Linked DNA regions of Homo sapiens: region 2 is linked to region 1. A link is an interaction called in ENCODE POLR2A ChIA-PET data of the cell type or tissue named here. Cell type or tissue: Panc1. All regions are shown on one strand. Each heading gives the region's core, and the rest is flanking DNA. Links, peaks and the distances in the headings are about the cores only. Region 1 has its middle 42 kb from the start of CFAP161. Region 2 overlaps IL16 (interleukin 16).

Region 1 (8,865 bases), core at 1,572-6,571:
CTCACACATTCAGACACACTCACATGCCCTTTCTCCAACTTTATTCTCCCTGCACTCTGGGATCTACAGTGTTTGCTCCATAAACAACTCTGGACGGCCTTAACCCCTTACATGCCACTCTGTAAGGGCTGTTTTCTGAGCTCAGTAGTGTCCTACTAGGCATTGTCCAGGTCTCTTCACACTGATGAGTCTACAGGCTGCCCTTGCAGGAGTTGCTCTGATTTCCACCATCACTCTTCCCCGAACCTCTGCCTAACTGCCTCACTGGCCCCCCAAAACCTGTATACCCTAGAACTGCTTTTTGTTTCTGTAAGTTTCCAGAGGACTTCACTCATCTCTGTAGGTTAACTAGAAAGGTTCACAAAACATGTCTGGTATCATCACGGCATGTTGCTTAAAGTGATGGCTTCATAGCTGGGGTCAAATCAACCCAGAGCCTACCTCACTGCTTGTTTGCTACATGACCCAGGAAAATCGCTTTCCTTCAGGTTCTTCTTCTTTAAAATGTAAGAGTTGGATCAGAAGGTTTGTAACATCCCTTCTAGCTCTGATTCCATGATTTATAACCCGTGCATATTTCTTATTAGTTCTGTTTTGTAGTCTGCTGCAGCACTGTGCGATGGGATGGCTGATACTGCCTGGGGAAGTTTTCAGAGGCCGTGGGGGCACAGCTGCTAGGGCAGAGCGTGGGGAGTGTGAGTTTCTGCCTCATATGGTCTGGGGCTCCAGGTCAGCTGTTTTTTATGCAAAGGATGGTATTCATTTTGGCTTTTGAGTGCAGAGAAAATCTAAGAGGCTAAACATTTGTTTGTGGATAAAAATCACGTGCTTAATGGAATAACTTAAGAACTCTTGTGATGCAGGGCCAGACTTCCAGGATGGAGGCAGCCAAGACAAGACAAGGAAAAGAGACTTACATGCACTTTCTAGCAACTTTATTCTCCCTGCCCTCTGGGATCTACAGTGTTTGCTCCATAAACAAGTCTGGATGGCCTTAACCCCTTACATGCCACTCTGCAAGGGCTGTTTTCTGAGTTCACTAGTGTCCTACCAGGCATTGTCCAGGTCTCTCCAGACTGATGAGCCTACAGGCTGCCCTTGCAGGAGTTCCTCCGACTTCCATCATCACTCTTCCCCGAACCTCTGCCTAACTGCCTCACTGCCCCCCAAAAACCCGTATACCCTAGAATGTCTTTCTTTTACTGAAGGCAATGAAGTAGGCTGTAAGCATATATGCTGGGAGCCTAAGAACTCAGTGAAACTTGCGTTTAATGAAATAGTGTGCTTTGTGGATAGGATTGTGGTTACCGAATACAGAATGAAGAAAATGGAAGACCTTTTTTAGGGAATGAGCATTCCTTTATTTTGTAATAAGTGCAGTCTGACGAACTGTGTACGTAAAGTAAGCCTCTGACAGAGAAAAAAGACGAGTTATAAGAAGGGAACTTGGGGAGAGCATAGTTGTAATTACCCTAAAAGTGGGCACCCAGATGAGATGAGAGGGTTGAGGGGAAGTCTGGGATAGCCAGCCATTTAATGACACTGGAAACATTTAGTAGACATTTTTCCCTCTGGTTCTCTACCCCTTACCCTGGGACCAAGATTTATTAAGGATAGGGAGGATCTTGGTCATGGATTTGTACTGAATCTGTACTGGCTCGGGACCAAGAAGGGAGCACCCCTGGTTATGGGAAGGAGTCAATGCTTTTGAGGAACCCATCTCTTACTCTTCCCCAGACTGAGCCAGATAGTTTATTGATTAATTTATTTATTAATCTTTATTGAGTCAGCCTTTATGGTGATGGCTACTGCTGGGGATATAGAAACAATGTGTCCTTCAAGAAGCTCTTGAGCACTTTGATGAGAGTTCTATGACATGAGGTATAGGCAAGAGAGGTAAAGGCAAGATTAGGCAAAGGCTACTTAGGGGAGCTATGTGCACAGCTGACCCCAGGTGAGAGACACCCTCAAGGAGGTGTGGCTCACTAATGCACACATGCTTTCCACCGGGGACAACTGCATTGCCAAGGACAGACAATAACAAGACTCGAAAATAGGACCAGTTGCTGGTAGAGTTATAATTCAAATTCAAGTTTGTATGTAGCAATTGTAACACAAACCTATGTTCAATGCCAAATTCTTCAGAATGGATACAGAAAATCTATGCCCAGTGAGATCATAGGGTGAAATATAAGTAGATTTCTTATTGCATTACTGTACTATTGACCAATTGTTCAACAGCTTCACTGGGGAGAAAACATGTAGAAATGGGCTTGCGTTGTAATGAAATAAAAAACATTCAGGTTAATTGAAGGAGGAAGAGTCATTATTAAGTAACTAAAATGTACACAGACTTTGCTCCAGGAGATCTGGAAGGATGGAATAAAGAACTCTCAGGAGTATAAGCCTGGCTCATGGCAGAAAACTAAATTGAATGTCCTCTAAGTTGAAAATGCAACAGAGATCACTGTGGCCTCATTTTAAATTTTCCACATCATGAGCTTAGGGGATGGAGCCCCAGAGTTAAGAGTTCTTCCCACTCAGTCCAGCAAGAAGTGGCTTGGATAGGAGAAATGTAACTGGGACCATCAGGCATAGGACCTGCAAGAAGCTAAGGGTTAGAATCCTGTCCGCCTCCCAGATACCATGATTCCATTTATTTGAAGTTAAGAATCAGCAAAACTAATCCATGTTGATAAAAATTAGAACTGCAGTTGGCTAAGGGGTGGACTGGGAAATTGACTAGAAAGGGAAACATGGGGGCATTTTCTGGGGGTGATGGAAGTATTCTTTGTCTTGATAGGGGTGGTACCTTTTTCAAAATTCATTAAATTATATGCATGATATCTGTGCATTCCACTGTGTGTAAATTTTACCTCATTAACGATATAGAATTAGTAGGGGAAATTATTTAGAAATATTTCTGAATGGCAAAGCAATGGCAACAAAAGCCAAAATTGACAAATGGGATCTAATTAAACTAAAGAGCTTCTGCACAGCAAAAGAAACTACCATCAGAATGAACAGCCAACCGACAGAATGGGAGAAAATTTTCGCAACCTACTCATCTGACAAAGGGCTAATATCCAGAATCTACAATGAACTCAAACAAATTTACAAGAAAAAAACAAACAACCCCATCAAAAAGTGGTCAAAGGACATGAACAGACACTTCTCAAAAGAAGACATTTATGCAGCCAAAAAACACATGAAAAAATGCTCACCATCACTGGCCATCAGAGAAATGCAAACCAACACCACAATGAGATACCATCTCACACCAGTTAGAATGGCAATCATTAAAAAGTCAGGAAACAACAGGTGCTGGAGAGGATGTGGAGAAATAGGAACACTTTTACACTGTTGGTGGGACCGTAAACTAGTTCAACCATTGTGGAAGTCAGTGTGGCGATTCCTCAGGGATCTAGAACTAGAAATACCATTTGACCCAGCCATCCCATTACTGGGTATATACCCAAAGGACTATAAATCATGCTGCTATAAAGACACATGCACACGTATGTTTATTGAGGCATTATTCACAATAGCAAAGACTTGGAACCAACCCAAATGTCCAACAATGATAGACTGGATTAAGAAAATGTGGCACATATACACCATGGAATACTATGCAGCCATAAAAAATGATGAGTTCATGTCCTTTGTAGGGACATGGATGAAATTGGAAATCATCATTCTCAGTAAACTATCGCAAGAACAAAAAACCAAACACCGCATATTCTCACTCATAGGTGGGAATTGAACAATGAGAACACATGGACACAGGAAGGGGAATATCACGCTCTGGGGACTGTTGTGGGGTGGGGGGTGGGGGGAGGGGGGAGGGATAGCATCGGGAGATATACCTAATGCTAGATGACGAGTTAGTGGGTGCAGCGCACCAGCATGGCACATGTATATATATGTAACTAACCTGCACATTGTGCACATGTACCCTAAAACTTAAAGTATAATAAAAAAAAAAAAGAAATATTTCTGAATGGCCCATACTTCAAAAGGGAAACAATAAATCCTCCGGCTAAAGCCCTAACCTTTAGAGGGTGATGTCAGAAGGAACACCGGAGACTGGACGCCGGAAGACCTGGGTGCTAGACCTGGCTCTGCTGGCCTTTCATGATGGGGAATTCTGTTTTCCTCTTTACCCCTGCTTTGTGTATCACTCAAGGAGTTTTACGAGGAGATCGCTAAGCTCTGACATTGCGAGACACCTTGTCCCTACTTTCTGAGACAGAGGTTGGGCACGATGACCCAGAGGTGAGAGTTGATTTGGTGATTCTTGTGATCTGAATCTCTTCCATATGTCTAGTGTCAGCCCAGCTCAGGGAGCAGAGAACACGGGCAATCTGATACCTCCAGGAAGTCCAATGCTTCGTTGTTGCTAAAATTAGAACCAGGCTGCAGCTTAGATCAAGGCCATTCCTTTCCCAGCCTCACGGTGAGCTAACTCTTCTCCCTCCACCCTGCACCGTACAAATGTGCCGGTAATTATAGCAACATGAGCACCAGATGATTCATCTTGGAGTCTGGAGGAAAAAAGCAGAAACCAAGTTAGAGCTTTACAGAGATCCTGACCCTTATAGACAAGGAGATGAGAGTAGGCAAAAGGAGAAAACAAATGAGACAAGAGGGAAGGAAGAAGGAAAGAAGGAGGCAGAAACAATTGAAGAGAATTAACTTCTTAGCCTGGACAGGAACATGAGCGGAAGACCTAGTTAGTTCCTACTTACCCTTTGCGGCTGTGTTGGCAGCGTACCAAATGACTTCCCCAAGGACAGTGGTCCATTCTTTTTTGAAAAATAACTTCAAAAAATGAAATCATGATCTTTCCTGGTAATGCATTTCAGTAGCTTGCTTGTATCTGTGTGTCAGTACGAATGGAGCTGGAGCTAGGCTTGATCCCAGCTTTGATACAGATTAACCATGATCTCGAGCAATTTACCTAATTGTTTGCACCTCATTTTCTTTGTCATAAAACAGAGAGATCTACCTCAAAGCACGCTGCGCAGCTAAAATAAGGTCAAATATATGAGACTGCCTGGAAGGTTCACACAGGTTGGCCCAACCTAGGTTTAGCTGAAAACATATGTAAAAAAGATTGTCTAATCTAGGTGGTCTTTGTTTCTGCCTCTGGGGATCTTAATTTATCATAGGTATCCATTTCTGAGGTTGTTCTGTGGTAGTTTCTTTATCCTATATTTCTCTAATCATCCACTAGGTTTGCATGCAGATGGCAAGACTAAAAGTTCCTTTCCCTTCTGGTTGACAATGGAGTGGCAGTTAGCTTTTTAGGAGCTACCCTATCTTGAGCCTGTGCTGTCCAAGCTCTCTGTGCCATTTCTTCTGCTGTACGAGGGGATAGATCTGTCCTGCAGGGCTGTTGTGGAGATTAAAAGCAATATCAAATGTGAAGTGCCTAATATAGTGGTAGATACATAATAGATGCTTAGGATGAGAAATGTTTAATAGGATGAGTTATTAGGAATTTTAAACATTAGTTATTTACGCCTGTAATCCCAGCACTTTGGGAGGCCGAGGTGGGCAGATCCCCTGAGGTTAGGAGTTCAAGACCAGCCTGGCCAACATGGTGAAACCCCGTCTCTACTAAAAATACAAAAATTAGCTGGGTGTGGTGGCGGGCGCCTGTAATCCCAGCTACTCAGGAGGCTGAGGCAGGAGAATTGCTTGAACCTGGGTGGCAGAGATTGCAGTGAGCCAAGATAGCACCATTGCACTCCGGCCTGGGCAACAGAGTGAGACTCCATCTCAAACAACAACAACAACAACAAACAACAACAATAAACATTAGTTATTTAATTAGTAAATTTGCTGCCCTGGATTTTTAAGCAGAATAAGAAAACTATTTTTCTCTCCCCTGCAAGGTCCTTTGATGGTCATGCCTTAGTGTTCATGAAGACTGGACTTCCTCTCCTCAGTGGGAGTGATACTCCCCTTGGCCCACCCCGTCCCCTTAGCTCTTACCTTTTCCTGGCACTTTGACCTGACTTCCAACTTCTAGCACCTGTGTCTTTCTTTTATCCTTTTTGCTTGGGGACTGGGGACTTTCCTAGCCACCTGAGCCCACTCTGTCCCCACATGGTTGGAAGTGCTTAGGAATTCGTACTCTTCGCCAGCAATCTTCAACCAATGACTGGTGGGAGCTGGTGGATAAATACCCCAAATCCCTCCCTCCTCAGGTGGGATACAGTTGAGGTTTGTGTTCTGTGTTACCTCCCAGAGTTCCCCAGAGAGATGAAGCCCCAGTTGCCCACAGTGGAAATTTATGTGATGAGGTGCCCTTTGTAGGCTCCTTCCATTCCCCGTCTCACTTCCCTCCGCCCCTACTAGGGTCCTGGGATCGCTTCCCATTCACCTACTTACACTCATTCCTTTTCTCAGAGTTGGCTCCTTGGAGAATTCAACCAAGAAGACTCCAGGGAAGGCTTTGCTTTTGAAAATTAAAGACTCTGAAGGGCAAACTTCTTCTACTGTGTGAGGGGATAGATCTTCCCTGCAGGATGGATTAGCCAAGGGCTAGGGGTTGCAGGTTAATGCAGTGAGAAGAGGGAAATGTCTCAACCCTAGATGATGGGACTTGGATCCCAGGTAAGGAAGCAGCTTCAGATTGATTGGGAAGGAGACCAGGGCACAAGATCACATGCCTTCAAGGGTCAGAACCTCCCAGGGGATATATGTGTGGGTGTCAGTGGGGGACTTGGCATAATATACCGGTCCCTTGAGGCCTAGAGCAAGGTGCCAGGTGGCCAGGTTGGGAGGAAAGGCACAACTGATGGAAGCATCTCACCACTGCAGAGGACTTACCCTGCTGGATGAGTATTTGGGCAAGCAAGAGGGTTTCATCCAGAACCTCACTGTTAGACAGTTGGGGAATGGCTAGTATGCAGTAGTGGCTTTGGGGGAAACAAGAAAAAAACAACAGAAAGATGCCCCCACACAAAGAAACATTGTTTTTGGACACCTATCAGTTGCCTAGATTTCTCTATGTTTGGTCATAGGGAAGAATAGTTGATTTTGGACTTCATGCCAATCCTGGCATATGGAGAGATTAAAACACACCTAATTTCTTTTGGGGAAATACAAGCCTCAGTTTTGTTTTTCACACACACACACACACACACACACACACACACGAGACAGGTTTTTTTTTGAGACAGGTTCTCGCTCTGTCACCCAGGCTGAAGTGCAGTGGCGTAATCACAGCTTACTGCAGCCTCAACCACCAGGGCTCAAGCGATCCTCCTACCTCAGACTCCTGAGTAGCTGGGATGACAGGCATGCTCTACTACACCTGGTTATTTTATTTTTTTGTAGAGACAGGGTCCCACTATGTGGCCAAAGCTGGTCTCAAACTCCTGGGCTCAAGCGATTCTCCTGCCTTGGCCTCCCAAAGTGCAGGGACTAAGACATGAGCCACTGTGCCCGGCCTATGCCTCAGTTTTGTACTTGACTGCCAAGCTCTTCACACTCATAACACCATTCTTATCATTGTTGTTGTTAATAGTAGTAATAATCATAATGGTAATGATAAGAACAATGGGTTGAGGTTTTGCACTCCTGGTGAGGCAGGACTGAGCTGCATCTTTAAGTGACACTCCCTGCACAGTGGTTCTGGTGCCCTCACTTCCGGTGGGCTCCATTTGCAGTGTGTCTTCAATCTTATTGATTGGATGTGTTGAGCAAAATTCAGAGAAAGTGCTTCACAGAACTGCCCTGGCGGGGCTGCAAAATGGCCACACGAGGCTACCCAGAATGAAGCTACGACTTCTAAGCGGGGAAGGGAATACAGAATTACTCTTCCTTCTGGGCATCCTGGCCGCCCCCTCCTCTGACCTTGTGATGCTCTCTCTCTGTCTCGCTGTCTCTCTCTGACCTCTCCCTTCCCCTGGCACTGACTGATAAGGACAACAGAAGTCTGTTTTTGCCAACCTCATGAGGTCTGTGGTGGCCTAAAGTGACTGTGGGGTCTTGACCCTCAGGTCTCACTAGAGTCAGATATACTGAGAGACCAACTTCCCAACCAGAAATAACTTCAGAGAGACAGGACCAGGCTTCCGGAGTCACAGGACTGAGAGAGACTGAGCCAGCTATTTCAGGAGGTCTTCATAACAGCAGACACAAAAACGGAAGACTGAAAACAGAGAGAGAGTTCTTTCTAGACATAAAAGTCTCAAGCTGAAAACCCTGGGGCTATCTCAGCATCAACTCTTGGTGAGGCGCTGCTGTTCCTCAGGTGTGTGGAGACCCAGAAGACAAGTGCTCCCTCTTTTATGCAGAGACAAGCAGCTGTCTTAGAACTGATGATTAGGCTGTGCGCGTGGCTCACACCTGTAATTCCAGCACTTTGAGAGGCAGGTGGATCACTTGAAGTCAGGCGTTTGAGGCCAGCATGGCCAACATGGTGAAACCCCGTCTCTACTAAAAATATGAAAATTTATCTGGGCATGGTGGTGCATGCCTGTAATCCCAGCTACTCAGGAGGTGGAGGCAGGAGAATTGCTTGAACTCGGGAGGCAGAGGTTGCAGTGAGCCGAAATCACACCACTGAACTCCAGCCTTCCAGCCTGGGCAACAGAGTGAGACTCTGAAAAACGAAACAAAACAAAACAAAATACTGATGACCACAGGAATTATATCTGTGTAGCCACAGATGCGAGCCCTTGGGCGTAAGTTTCTCTCTGTCAGTCTAGGTTCTTCCCATCATAAAGTAAGGAGGTCAGTTGAGATGGTCAGCTCCCACCTCTCCTTCCTGCTTCTGAAACTCACAGATGGATACCCCAAGGTGCCCACGTTCTGATTCAGCCCCACCTGAGGCTGGTTCTTTTCTGT
Region 2 (8,865 bases), core at 2,187-7,186, 150 kb after region 1:
ATGTGCAGGAAGCAAGGAGGGGCTGCCCACAGGTATGATTAATCTTCACTTGCTGACTGTCTCCCCAATTCAATGTGATTTCTAGTTGCTGTTTTTATTGCCAGAAAACATTTTGTACTATTCCTGAAAGCTAGTTTTAGGAGTTGGCCTTTTGAATTTCATTAGCTCTGGCAGAACTTCATTTGGTTAGTGAAGAGGTGTTAGGTAGAAAAGAAGAGGAGAATAAGGCCGGGCGCGGTGGCTCATGCCTGTAATTACAATACTTTGGGAGGCTGAGGCGGGTGGATCATCTGAGGTCAGGAGTTCGAGACCAGCCTGGCCAACATGGCAAAAATCCTGTCTCTACGAAATACACAAAAATTAGCCAGGCCTGGTGGTGGGTGCCCGTAATCCCAGCTACTCAGGAGGCTGAGGCAGGGAGAATTGCTTGAACCCGGGAAGTGGAGGTTGCAGTGAGCTGAGATCGCAACCATTGCACTCCAGCCTGGGTAACAGAGGGAGACTCCATCTCAAAAAAAGAAAGGAAACTGGGAAGAAGTAGTAAACCATCTACCTTTCCAACTCTATTTCTCAATACGGCCCTTCATTTGTACATTACAACCCATGTAGGCTTCTCCCTGTCCTTCACATATAACCCACTGGTTACTGCCTCCAAGCCTTTGTCCTTGTGGCTCTCTGCCTGGAATATCTTCCTCACTCTCATCTTTATGAACCCAAGTTTTAGTTATCCTCTAAGGCTCAGCTTCAGTGGAGCATCCGCCATAAATCTTTTCCTGATCCTCCTCTTATCCTGCACCCTTAGTTTCCACCATCCCTGCTTGAAACAACAAACAATTAAGAAACTTACATATTCCCATTGAAGAATGGCAACTAGCTGCAGGTAGGAGGAATTTACTGTAACAATTTGTGTTTCCACCCCCAGTTTAGAAGAATGTCTGAAAAAAGGTTTAAGGCTGCATGAGATTCTATACATCACACACATGTATCATAGTTTATTATTTTAAGATCTTCAAAGTATTTTATTAAATATTGAACATATAAAAATGAATTTGTAAGATGTATACACACTCTAAAAAATAAAGATGCCCTATACACCGGTGTGTCAATTATCAAGTTTAAGAAACAAACCTTACCGTTAACTTTGAGATTATTTGAATGTTCCTACCTGATGCCTTTCCATTCTCACTCCTCTCTAAGGTAACCACTTAATTTTGGGTTATTATTCTCTTGCTTTTCTTTATACTTTATTATACCTGTTTGTATATCTGAATGTTTTATTATTTAGTTCCACTTATTTTTGATTAGCATTTACATGGTGTCTATTTTTTATCCTTTTATTTTCAACCTATTTGTTATGTTTCAAGTGAGTTTCTTATGGATGGCATATAATTGGGTCATTTAGAAATTTTTATTCACTCTACCAGTCTCTTTATTTTATTTTTTAATTTTATTTATTTTATTTATTTATTTATTTTGAGACGGAGTCTTGCTCTGTCACCCAGGCTGGAGTGCAGTGATGCAATCTCGGCTCACTGCAACCTCCGCCTCCCAGGTGCAAGCAATTCTCTGCCTCAGCCTTCCGAGTAGCTGGGATTACAGGCACCTGCCACCAAGCCTGGCTAATTTTTGTATTTTTAGTAGAGATGGGGTTTTACCATCTTGGCCAGGCTGGTCTTGAACTCCTGACCTCGTGATCCACCCACCTCAGCCTCCCAAAGTGCTGGGATTACAGGCGTGAGCCACTGCGCCCGGCCTAGTCTCTGTATTTTAACTGGTGTATTTAAGCAATTTATATTTAAAGTAATAACTTGTATGTTAGAACTTAAGTCTGTCATTTTATTATTTGTTTCCTGTTTGTTCCCTTTATTTCTTGTTCCTCCATTTATTTTCTTTTGCCATCCGGTGTAATCCTTGAACATTTTAAAGAGTTCCACTTTGATTTATTTATTATGCTTTTGAGTATATAACTTTTTATAGTTTTCATAGTGGTTGCTGTATATATTACCATATATGCACATAACTTGTTATGCAGCCTATTGGTACTGACATTTTACCACTTCGAGTAAAGTGTAGAAGTCTTACTTATATTTAGATCACTTTACTTTTCTCCATTTCTTAAATATTATTGTTTTAAGTACTTTCTCTATATCTATTGAACACCTCATTAGGTGTTGTTATAACTTTTGCCCCAACCATAAAATATAAGTAAAAAAACTCATAAAGGGAAAGATGATCTATTATGTTTATTTATATTTTTACTCATTCTATTCTTCTTCTTTCCTTTCCAAAGGTTCCAGACATTTTATCATTTTCTTTGTATTTGAAGAATTTCCTTTAGCCATTCTTTAAGGGTAGGCCTGCTAGCAATGAATTCTTTTAGTTTTTTTTTTTTTTTACCTGAGAATATCTTTATTTTCCATCATTCCTGAAGGGTAGTTTCAATAGATATAGGATTTATGGTTGACATGAATTTCTTTATGCTTAAAAAAATGTGTCCTGACTTCTGACCTTCATGTTTTCAGATGTGAAATCTGCTGTCATTTGAATTGGTGTTCTTTTTTTTTTTTCTTTACAGGTAATGTGTCATCTTTTTGTTATTTAAACAAATTTTCTTCATCTTTAGTTTTTAGAAGTTTAATTATGATGTATCTAGTTGTTGATTTATTTGGGTTTATTTTAGTTTATCTTTTCTCACATGACTCGTGAATTCTCAGTTCTTGACATTATAAGTGACTCAATTGTATCTTGGACATTTTGATTATTATGTGAGAAGACTCTTCATCTGACTTAGATCTTTTGTTTTAGTAGGCAGCCACTCTGTTTAGGATTAGCATGTAGTTCTGGCCTACTCTTATGAGCTTTTGTTACAATGGCATTTCAGTGTTCAGAGCCCTTGCAGTGCTATTCTGGTATGCTTCATTTTCTGGCACTACCAGTGGTCTTGCTCAATCCCTGCAGTTCTGTCTACTGGGGTGAAAAGACCTTTCCTGGGCTGCCTGGTACCACTGGGTGACCATCTGCTGCTTAGGTTTGGGGACAGAAAAAACCTACAGGGCCTGGGCCTCTTTTTCTACTAGGTGGAGAGCAGAAAAAAATGAAGCACTCAGCTGATGCTGCCCCTGAAGATGAACTGGACCACTTGCCAGTGCCCCAGTGATAGAGTGGGGCTGAGTTAACCTAGGATTTTGCTGCTGCTAAAGTAGACATATCAGACCACATCTTGGCACCCTGGTTGTGGAACAGAGGCTGGGATTCCCCACTAGGTCTTTGCTGGTCTTCCTCCTTTCCTGGTGTTTTAGCCAGGCTGGCGAGAACAGGCTTGTCTTTGTTTGTTTGTTTGTTTGTTTGTTTGTTTTTGGCTTTGCCTATTGGCAGTTCTGGGTTGCAGGCCTCTCCAGCCTCTAGTTTGGGGTAGATAGTAGATAGAAAGAAAATCCAGGGAACTCACCCTATTGTTGTTTCCCAAGTCCTGAGGTAACTAACCAGTTCATTCTGACTTTCAGAATCTTTATATTGTTGTCTATTAAATAATTCCCAGGGTATTTAGTTGTATTTAGCAAAGAGGAGGAAAGTCAGTCTCTACCATCTTGTCCTGGAATTGGAAGTCTCCGTTCTTCTTATTTGTGAACATGATATCAATGCTATTGCACTGTGATTCCTCTTTGGTAAATTTGTTTATGTTATTCAATATTATGTTCCAGGAATTCATTCATATTATTTCATTTTGTTGTAGTTCATTGATTTTTCTCTGCTCTTGAGTTTTCCATTGTGTGAAAACCACTCAATTTATCCATTCTACTATTGGTGGACGTTTGAGATATTTCCCCTTTCCCCTCACCTACTTTAAATTAGAGACTATACTTCCATGGGCATTCTTGTACATACCTCCAGTGGCATCTGTGCAAGTTCAGTAGAGTATAAATCTAGGTGTGGAAATGGTGAGTCAAAGGGTATGGGAATTTTCATATATACTAGATAAAGCCAAATTATTTTCTGAAGTGGTTATACCAATCTACCCTTCCATCAGCAGGTGTAAGTTTCTTTGTTCCTTTGCATCCTCATCAATCCTTGATAACATCAGATTTTAAACTTTCTCCAATCTCAGGGCAATGAAATTGTTTCTAATTTTAGTTGCAACTTTCATTTCCCTGATTACTAATAACGTTGTACGTATATAAACCTTTTTTCATATTTTATAGAAACTTCAATGTTATATACTCATTCAAACCTTTTTCTATTTTTCTTTTGGCTTGCTAGTCTTCTTCCTTCTTTTCCCAGCTTTCTCTATTTTCTCCCAGCTTTTAATTTGTCATTTTTACTCTTTTAATCGATGAGTAGAAGTTCCTAACTTTAATGTGGGATTTATCAATCCTTTCCTTTATACTTTATGCTTTTGTATCTTATTAAAAATTGTTACCATTTCCTAAAGTAATAAACATTATTTTATAATGTCTATTCTTTTTTGTTGTCTTCTAAACATCTTAGAGTTTTGCCTTTTGTGTTTATGTTTTTAGTCTACCTGGAATTGATGTCTGTGGGGTATAGGGGTACATTATTTTTTTTCCATACAGTTAGCCCATTGTTCCAGCGCCCTCTGTTGAAAAGTGTCTCTTTCCCCACAGATCTAAAGTATTAGTTTTGTCAGAATTCAGGTTTCCTCTTATGAACATGGGGTTGTTTCTAGGCTCTCTATTCTATTCCATTTGGTCAGTTTTTAAGATTTGTATGCCAATAAGCCATTGTCTTAATCACTATATTTTAAAACAAGTATTGTTCTCTTGTATGAAAGTATCTCCTTCCTAGTGTTTATTTAGATATACTTATTTATTTGAGGCCCTTTGCTTCTTGATAAATATTTAAGGATAAGCTTAAATCTAAAAAAAAAAGACTTGAAAGTTTGATACTGCATTAAATTTGTAGATAAATTTGGGGGAGAATTGACATCTATTAAGCCTACCACTTTAATAGACATGATATATTGCTGCATTATTCAGGCCTTATTTAATGTATTTCAGCAATTTTTATAATTTTCTTCAGCAAGGGCTTACATATCTTTCATTAGATTAGTTCCCAGGCATTCCTCATTTTCTGGTGCATTGTAATTCTTATCTTTTTAATAATTCTATTTATGAACTGCTATTTGCTGGCATATGGAATGCAATTTTTAAATAGTTATTTTAATTAAACATTTTATTTTGCAATTATGGTAGATTCACCAAAAGTCACAAGAAAACAATACAGAGAAGTCTGTGTATAATCCAGTTTCCCCCAATGGTAACATCTTGTAAAATTATAGTAGAATATTACTGATGTTGATGCAGCCAGTATATAGAATATTTCCATCATCGCAAGGTTCCCTCATGTTACCTTTATATAGCCACAGTCACTTCCCTCCCAACCCCACCTCCACCTTTTCTCCTATTTTTTCTAGAAGTTTCATAGTCTTACATTATACTTGTAAGTCCATTTTGAGTTAATTTTTGTGTGAAATGTGAAACTTAAACCAAGCTTTTTTTTTTTTTCTCTCCTGTGGATATCCAATTATAGCACCATTTGTTGAAAAAAACTATCTTCCATTGAATTCCTGCTGCATCTTTGTCACATATCAGTTTGGTATATGCTTCAGGCTTATTTCTGTGTTCTCTATTCTATGTATATCTCTTACCAAATATCACACAGTGCTGAATTCTGTAGCTATACATTAAGTCTTAAAATTGGGTAGACTGATTCCGCCCATTTTATTCTTCTATTTCAGTCGTTTTAGCTAATGTAATCCCTTTGCATTTACATATAAATTTTGGAATAATTTTGTCTATATCTACAAAAAGTCTTACTGAAGTTTTGGTAGGAATTGCGTTAAACCAGCATATCAGTTTGGGAAGAATTAATCTTTACTATGCTGAGTTTTTCAATCTATGAATATGGTATGTCTCTGTATTTATTTAGATCATCTTTCATTTCTCTCATTAGTGTCTTTGTAGTTTGTAGCATACAAGTCCTATACATGTTTTGTCAGATTTATGCCTAAGTATTTTGCTTTCTTTTGAGTGATTATAAATGGTATGCATTTTAATTTGGGTGTCCAAATATTCATTGATAGTAGATAGAAATACAATTGATTTTTGTAAGCTAATTTTATACCTATGAATTACTGAAACTCATTAGTTCTAGGCATTGAGTTTTTCTGTGTAGACAACAACATCATCAACAAACAAGGACAGTTTTATTTCTTCCTTTCTGATCTTTATGCTTTTTATTTTCTTTTGTTTCCTTATTGTAGTAAGTAGAACTTCCAGTAGTATGTTGAATGAGAGTGTTGAGATTGGGCATTCTTTCTTTGTCCCCAGTCTTGGTGAAAACGTTTAGTTTTCATTATTAATTATGGTTTTAGCCACAGGTTTTTTGCAGATGTTCTTTATGAGGTTGAAGATATTCTCCTCTAGTCCTAGTGTACTGACAGCTTTTAATCATGATTGGGTACTTAATTTGGTCAAAAAATTTTTTTGCATTCATTGATATGATCATGTGATTCTTCTTGTTTAGCCTATTAATAGAGTGAATAACATCAATTGATTCTTGAATATTGAGCCATCCTTGCATTCCAAGAATAATTCCACTTGGTCATCATGTATAATTCTTTTCATATATTGATGAATTCAATTTGCTAACATTTTGCTTATATATTAGCTATATAAGTATATATATATATATATATATTTTTTTTTTTTTTTTTTTTTTTTTTTTTTGAGGCAAGGTCTTGCTCTGTCACCCAGGCTGGAGTGCAGTGGCACAATCATGGCTCACTGCAGTCTTCACCTCTCAGGCTCAAGAAATCCTCCCACCTCAGCCTCTCAAATGGCTGGGACCATAGGCATGTGCCACCATGCCTGGCTAATTTTTATTTTCTTAGTTTTTTTTGTAGAGAGAGAATTTTGCCATGTTGCCCAGTCTGGTTTCAAACTCCTGAGCTCAAGCAATCCACCTGCCTCAGTCTCCCAAAGTGCTGTTGTTATAGGCATGAGCCACCATGTCTGGCCATGCATCTATATTTATGAAGACTATTGGCTTGTAGTTTTCTTTTTTTGTAAATCTTTGTCTGGTTTTGGTACCAAGATAATATTAGCTTAATAAGATGAATTGGGATGTATTTTCTGCCATTTTCTGGAAAAGACTGTGTACAATTTATGTTAATTCTTTAAATGTTTGATAGAATTCTTCAGTAAAGCCATCTGACCCTAGAGGTTTATCATTTGGAAGTTTTGAAATTACAAATTCAATGTTCTTAATAGTTATAGAACTATTCAAATTATGTTTTTCATATTTGTAGAGTTGTGGTAGTTTGTGCTTTTTGAGGAATTGGTACATTTCATTTAGTACATTTATGTGTGTAGAGTGGTTTGTAGCATTTCATTATTATCCTTCAGAAGTCTTCAGGGTTTGTAGTGATAGCTTCTCTTTTATTTCTGATATTAGTAATTTGTGTCTTCTATTTTTTATTGTTTTAATGTTGCAGTCTTGCTAGAGGTTTGTTTCATTGATTGTCTCTATAAAAAATCTTGTATAGCTTTTTTAGTTGTTGTTGTGGGCTTTACATTATATAGACATAACTCATTATAGTCTACTAGTGATCATTTTACCAATTCAAGTGAAGTGTAGCAAACTTATTTCCCTTTACCTACCTCGTTTATGCTATAATTGTCTTAAAATATTTCCTTTACATACACTTAAAACCACATCACAGTGTTAACATTTTTTGCTTCAACCATCAAATACAACTTAGAAAACTCAAGAGAAGAAAAGTCTATTGTATTTACTCATATTTTGTTTGCCATGTGTTTTTCCTTCCTGACGTTTTAAGATTCTTTTTGTTTGTTTGTTTGTTTTCCTTCTGTTTCGTGAATGTGCTTTAGCTGTTTTTTTGGGATAGTTCTGGTGGTGACAAATTCTATTCATTTTCCTTCATCTCAGAATCTCTTAATTTCTCTTTCATTTCAGAAAAAAATATTTTTTGCTACATAAAGGACCTTAGGCTGACAATTTTTTTCTTCCATTACTTAAAAATATACCACATCCTTCTGTCCTCTTTCAGATAAGAAATCTACTGTCATCTGAATTGAGTTTCCTTTATAATTAATGTGTTATTTCTTTCAGCTTGTTTTTAAGATAATTTTATGTGTCTAGTTTTTAAAGTTAAATTATAATGGGCTTTTATGTATGTTTCTTTGGATTTATTGTTTGGAATTCTCTAAGCTTCTTGAATCTGTAATTTCATCTCTTTTCCTAAATTTGTGAAGTGCTCAGCCATTATTTATGAATCCCATTCTCTTTCTCTCTCCTTCCACAACCCTATGACACAAATGTTAGCTCTTTTGTTATAGTATCACAGATCCCTGAGGCTTGGTTCATTTTTTTCCCAGTCTATTTTTCTCTGTCTTGTTCAGATTGAGTAATTTCTGTTATTCCGTATTCTGATTAATTGATTCTTTCCTCTGTCCCCTGAGTTCATTCCTTTAGTTTATTTTGATAATTATATTTTTTAGTGATAAGGTTTCCACTTGATTCTTCATATCTTCTATTTATTTGTTGAAACTTTCTTTTTCATTGTTTTGAGCATGTTTGCAATTGCTTATTTAAAACATTTTATGACAGCTGCCTTAAAATCTTTGTCAAATATTTCTATATTTTCTATCATCTCAGTGTTGGCATCTATTGATGGTTTTTCTTCTATCCTGTTCAAAATATTTCTGGGGTTTGGTATGATTAGTAATTTTCAATTGAATCCTGGACTTTTAAAAATTGTTATGAGGCCCTGGATCTTATTCAAACCTTCCATTTTAGCTGCCTTTGACATTATTCTTGCGAGTG

What was found. Peaks named below come from ENCODE experiments on the same cell type or tissue, not always from the same donor. Only the 100,000 strongest peaks of a DNase experiment are listed, where the experiment ranks them.
Region 2: POLR2A ChIA-PET joins it to region 1 with 5 read pairs; 2 of 35 experiments call an interaction of 5 or more read pairs at or near these places.

What each region holds. Positions count from the first base shown.
Region 1 is chr15:81,087,946-81,096,810 of GRCh38, forward strand. No RefSeq gene overlaps it. Among named protein-coding and RNA genes, the nearest start is that of CFAP161, 42 kb to the right of the region's middle. In Panc1, for the core only: no CTCF peak of the experiment used is centred there; a DNase peak (open chromatin) is centred at 4,446; H3K4me3 peaks cover 449 bases.
Region 2 is chr15:81,236,448-81,245,312 of GRCh38, forward strand. All of the region lies in intron 2 of IL16 (interleukin 16), which reads left to right. Among named protein-coding and RNA genes, the nearest start is that of IL16, 44 kb to the left of the region's middle. In Panc1, for the core only: no CTCF peak of the experiment used is centred there; no DNase peak of the experiment used is centred there.